2 separate regions of the Mus musculus genome follow, and region 1 is linked to region 2. A link is a contact called in ENCODE POLR2A ChIA-PET data. All regions are on one chromosome and are shown on one strand. The core of a region is the stretch at or near the end of the contact, and the rest is flanking DNA. Distances in the headings are between cores, read along the strand shown. Region 1 holds the start of Camsap3 (calmodulin regulated spectrin-associated protein family, member 3). Region 2 holds the start of Pnpla6 (patatin-like phospholipase domain containing 6).

Region 1 (2,700 bases), core at 23-2,522, 72 kb after region 2:
GGACAGTCAGGGTTACACAGGGAAACCCTGTCTGGAAAAACCAAAATAAATAAATAAATAATAAAAAAAATAAAATCATAGCTGCCAGCCTTTTTCTAAGATCCATCTAGTCAACAGAGGGGAGTCCCTTAGGTTCTGCCTCACCTCACTCAAGCCACCTGTAACACAGGCCCCCAAACAGTGAGTGTTCCAACCCAGTTCTGTAGATAAATAGATTTGTATTATGGAGCTGGGAATGCTGAACCTGAAAACACACACACACACAAAAGACTGTTTATACCAAAAAAAAAAAAAAAAAGTATGCACCTACACATCATTAGTCACACACAGAAAGCCCCATGCACACAACCACACCCGCAAACACACAGATCCTCTCAGACCCTTACCTACATCTAGTCAGAGGCTTTCTTCAACAAATACTGCAGATATCAAAGGTACACATCAGGACATTTGCAATCCACCTAGTAACCCTACAGAGCTAATCTCACATACACAGCTTTTCTCCTGCCTAAATACACCCACTTGGTATCTCTGCCATCTTCCTGCCCTGACAGAGTCAACAATTACACCCTTATATGATAGATGTGTTTAGACTCACATCATTCTTTCTCCCCCCGCTCTTTCTCTTCCTTCATTTCCAATCTTAGAACACAGAAGGTTGTACAACACAATTCTTTGATTTTACTTATTTATCTCATGTATCCCAGGATCACCTTGAACTTACAAAAATTCTCTTCTTCCCACTTCCCAAGTGCCATGATTCTAGGCATGTACCTACCACCATCCCTAGCTTATTTGGTGCTTGGGATGGAGGAGAAGGTTTTGTACATACCAGATAAGGACTCTGTCAACTAGGGCACAACCCTAGCCACTTAATACAAACCATTGTACCACAACAGGTTTGAAACAGTCACCTTCACAAACAGATGACATCACAAATCTAGATACCTATAGACAGAGATGTTCACAGGTACTCTCAAGCAAGTGGATACAAACACATTCATTTTCTTTTTAAACTAGGACAGAGTCTTGCTGTGTAGCCCTGGTTGGCCTAGAACTTACTGTATAGTAATAGCCACAAACTCCATATGCATATGTGAACTCCACCTGCATATGTGTGGGATCAAAAGCCTACATGGACATCCATGACAAAGGGTCCCTAAGCCTCTCCAGGGTCCGGGAGTGAGCAGGAACACACGCGCGCGCGCGCACACACACACACACACACACACACACACACACACACACACACGAGAACGCATACAGGGACATGCGTTCTTCTGCAGCCCTTCCCTCATCCGCCATCACTGCCGCCCTTTGCAGCAGGAGGACCTATGGAAGCTTTAATGTCAGTGGGGACCCATGTGGACCCAGGAGCCAGAGAGAACTGAGTCCAATCTGGGGGCGGGGCGCACCTGGGTTCCGCCTTGGGGCGGGGTCGACGCCGCGTCGCCAGCGCGCTCGACCGCACCTGGTTCAGCGGCGCCTCAGCAGCTTTATTAGTAACAGCAGCAGCCGCGGCGGCAACCCGATTCGGGGTGGCGGAGGCTCGGCAGCAGCGCAGCGCAGCGCAGCGCACGCAGCCCAGCCCATCAGAGCGCGCGGACCCGGGCGGCCGTAACCCCGGCGTCGCCATGGTGGAAGCGGCGCCCGCAGGGTCCGGGCCACTGCGGAGGACTTTCCTGGTCCCCGAGATCAAGTCTTTGGACCAGTACGATTTCTCTCGAGCCAAGGCGGCGGCGAGTCTGGCGTGGGTGCTGCGGGCCGCATTCGGGGGAGCAGGTAACCCGAGGGCCTTTGGGGAGGGGACCGGGGGAGCCAGGCTGGGGCGCGGCAGGTGCGGGGGGCGGGGCGCCAAGCCGGGGCCGTGGGAACAATAGCTTCGGGGCTGCCTAGGGTCCCCGAGCTTTTGGTCTTTGCTAAGCTGGGCCTCCAAGCTTCCTGCTCGGACGGGGCCCTTGGACTTTGCCCGCCCGGGTCGCTGGAACGCAGTCGGGGGTGGGGCCCGCCAAGAGGCTGTGCGCCTTGGGACCCCGGGATCAGAGCCCCCAGGTGAGCAGGGGTGGGGTCTGCAGACCAATTTTGTGTGTGGTGGGGGAAGGGTCTCCTGGTAGTCCTCTGCTTCCCGCCTCCCACCCCACTCCTCAGACCCCAGGGCCTAACTGCATGGCCAACTCCCCTTTCACACACATCAGAAGCCTGTGATGGTTCCTCCTACCCCCACCTTCCCTATCTACCCTCACAACGTGTACGCGGTGGCTTGGACCCCGCAAGGAGCGTTTTAAGAGATCAGAGCTACAGCTCAGTGACTGGGACACAAACCCTGCCTTGCCGGTGGCCAGCGTGTGTGTGTGTGTGTGTGTGTGTGTGTGTGTGTGTGTGTGTGGTGTGTCTGGGACCACTCTTTCGTCTCGATGGCCCCGTAAAGGCTGGCAGTTGTGACTTATTGCCACATTTTCCTGAGGATTCAGGTAGGCATAAATGGCTCATTCACCAGCTGTTCTAGGGTGGCAGCTCGGGCGGCCAGGCCTTCTCTTATTGAAGCCACCCCTTTTCTCCTCCCTTCCGCATGCCCACAGGCCTGAAGGACTAGGGCCATTCCTACTGGGCAAATGAGGAAGGTGGATTATCAGACCTGGGAAGGCTCTCCAAGTCCTGGCTTTGGGCAGCTTCAGCCACCACAGGATAGAACTGGGAGGC
Region 2 (2,700 bases), core at 60-2,559:
TGCACACACACACAAGGCAAATATACATAACTATCCAAAAGTCAGTGCAGCTAGGTGGCTGCTTGGGACATTCCCTTCATCTCTTGAGAATTCTAGATTGAGGAGATGGGAGCCCGAGGAAGAGCATACTTGTAGAAAGGAACATCCAAAGACTGGGAGGCAGAAAGGACCTGGAGAAATAGCAGTGGTGCCAGGAAGTCACAGGGAGAATGTTCGGGGACTCTGCCTCATTCTGAGGCACTGGCAGTGGATGTGTGCACTCTTTCCCACATGGATAGAAGCTCTACCACAGGTACATTACTGTCACCCAGGCCCTAAGCAGCCACACTGAGTCTCGCTGCAACACTTGGATATCACGCAGGACCCGTGGATGCAGGAGTTCAGGCCTTATGCCCACTAACTCTTTTACACTGTTCCAGCTGAGATGCTGGGTTACTAAATACCAGTCTAGGCTTCTGGCCCGCAGCAGAAGGCACTGAACCAATGAGCCTGAGACCTGCGGCCACATCCGGGGATAGGGAAGATTTCTACAGTGAAGCAAGCCACAAAGCAAAGGTCCAGAAATGAGACCCAGAGTGGTCACATCAGAGCAACAGCAGGATGTCCAGTTGGCCGGACCTAAAGAGCACTAGAGGTCAGGACCATCTTTCATGCTGAGTTCGGGGAATCGTCTCTTTCCAGCACCCAGGAGGTACTGGCACAGAGAAGAGTGAGCTCCAGGCCTACATCGAGCAGTGCCAGGATAGCCCCACATCTGGCAAGTTCCGTCGTGGCAGTGGCTCAGCTTGTAGCCTTTTCTGCTGCTGTGGAAGGTTGGAGCCCCAGATCTGGGTTGTGGATTGATTAGAGGCTGGGGGAAGAAGTGTGTGCCAGAGAGACTGGGTGCCTCTTTTTTCCATTTCTCTCTTCCAGGGACTCCCCGGAGGACCATTCGCTGCTGGTGAACTGATCCAAGATGATTGCCACTAGACTTTATCCCCATGTACTGCTGGGACCCCAGCTTATTTATTTTTAGAATTTGCTTTAAAAGATCTGCGTCTGACAGGCCTTGTGAGGGCTTGGGCTGATCGAATCGGACACAGGGGAAAGGGAGGGCATGTAGGGCGGCTGTTAAATAAAAGGGAATGTAAATGCGGTGGTCTAATTTGTAACAGGTGAGGCAGCCCTTTCATAAATCGTCAGCTCCTTTAAGAGGCCGCCACACTAGGCATGGCTGGCGCAGTGCGACCTTCCAAGCATGGCGGGAGGCGGGGATGGGGCGTGTCCTGCAGCGGAATAATTTAAAGGTGCCGCGTCTGAGGCAGCGGGCAGAAAACTAGGGGTGTTGGCCGAAGCTGGGTGGACCTGGTTGCAGCTCCTGAATGGTACGAGTTTCCATCGACCGAGCAAAGGTGTCCCTTCGAGGACTGTTAGAGAGCTTCAGCTTTGCCCCGGATCGATTTGTCCTGATTCCGGGTAGGTCCCGACTTTTTGATGCTCCAATACCACCCCACCCCCATTCCTAAGTTCCTTGTCCCGGTGTTTCCGCATCGGTAGTCAGATGCGACCTGGAGTACGGAATGGAAGTAGTCAATCTAACAATTTTCCAGGTAACATCTCAGGGCCCTGCGATCCTTCTAAATTCCCATTAATAATAGTCTAAAGGCATCAGAAAGATCTCCAGCGTCCCAGGAGAGTCCCGGTAGCGTTCCTACCTTCCCCGGTATCTTCCTGGAAGCTCCTAGACTCCTAAGTAGTTATGTGTATCTCCGGATCTCAGTAACTTTCCAGTGCGTCGTTCCTCCTACCCTCCCCCAATTCCGGCGTCCCTGGTTACACATCCTGCATCATTTCACTAATCCCAGGGATGCTCCGCACCGCGAGACCCGGTAACTTTCCTTTTACGTGACAGTTAAATCTCCAAGCCCGAGCCTATAACACTTTGGGAGCTCATCTTACTCCGATGGCCCTAGAGCCCCCTTTTCAATAGATTGCACAGCAGTGCTTCCAGTGCACGCCCCAGCTTCCTTGATGGGCCCAGGCTTGGGTCAGGAGCCCAAAGTCCAATTGTCCCTCAGCCTCCTGGCTTACAGGTCCTGGTTTCTTCTGGAGTGAGACATCGCGTCTTTACAGGGTGTAGGAAGGGGTCTCGCCTAAGGGTTGGTTAATCAAGAGTAGTCAGACATACGGAAGGCCAGGCTAAGGAAGGAACCACTGCCAGAAGAGATCATGGCTTAAGGGCACCTGCCAGCGAGCTGCTGACTGTGGGTGCCAGGACGGCTACCCTTTTGGCCACAGGGTGCAGATGAAAACGTTACGGAGTCTGGTCCGCCTTATGCATAAGTGAAGTAGGACAAAGAGCTGGGGGCTGGTCTCATCCCTTGATCTGGGCGGGGAAATCAACTTGCCCCTATCCTTCTGTCTAGCAGTACCCCTCTAGACGCTCTCACCCCAACCCCGGCGAATGGAGGAGTCACTCCAGCCAAAGGTATCTAGGGGGCGTGGCTTGTGAGACGAGCTAGGGGTAAGGAGCCTGTAGGCGCTGCTGGGTAGGCTTGATTGACATCTTGTTCTGGTCCCTTTTGCTCCTCGATTTCCAGGACTGCAGGCTACAAGACCTGCTACCTAGTCCGAAACAATCGATGGAGGCCCCACTGCAAACCGGAATGGTAAGAGTTGGGGAATTTTTGTACCGGACTACAACTCCCGGCGGTCTTGCCG

What was found. ChIA-PET counts read pairs that join two places held with the same protein, here RNA polymerase II (POLR2A).
Region 1: POLR2A ChIA-PET joins it to region 2 with 11 read pairs in embryonic stem cell. The contact joins the promoter of Camsap3 here to the promoter of Pnpla6 in region 2. POLR2A ChIA-PET finds 5 or more read pairs at or near these places in 4 of 5 experiments (Patski and embryonic stem cell).

What each region holds. Positions count from the first base shown.
Region 1 is chr8:3,586,178-3,588,877 of GRCm38, forward strand. Camsap3 (calmodulin regulated spectrin-associated protein family, member 3) reads left to right here and starts at 1,273. Exons shown (of 17, transcript NM_027171.3): 1 at 1,273-1,782. The coding sequence starts at 1,635.
Region 2 is chr8:3,514,102-3,516,801 of GRCm38, forward strand. Pnpla6 (patatin-like phospholipase domain containing 6) reads left to right here and starts at 1,310. Exons shown (of 35, transcript NM_001122818.3): 1 at 1,310-1,455; 2 at 2,409-2,467; 3 at 2,580-2,648. The coding sequence starts at 2,444. It overlaps Mcoln1 (mucolipin 1), which reads left to right. Exons shown (of 14, transcript NM_053177.1): 13 at 682-812; 14 at 913-1,131. The coding sequence ends at 949.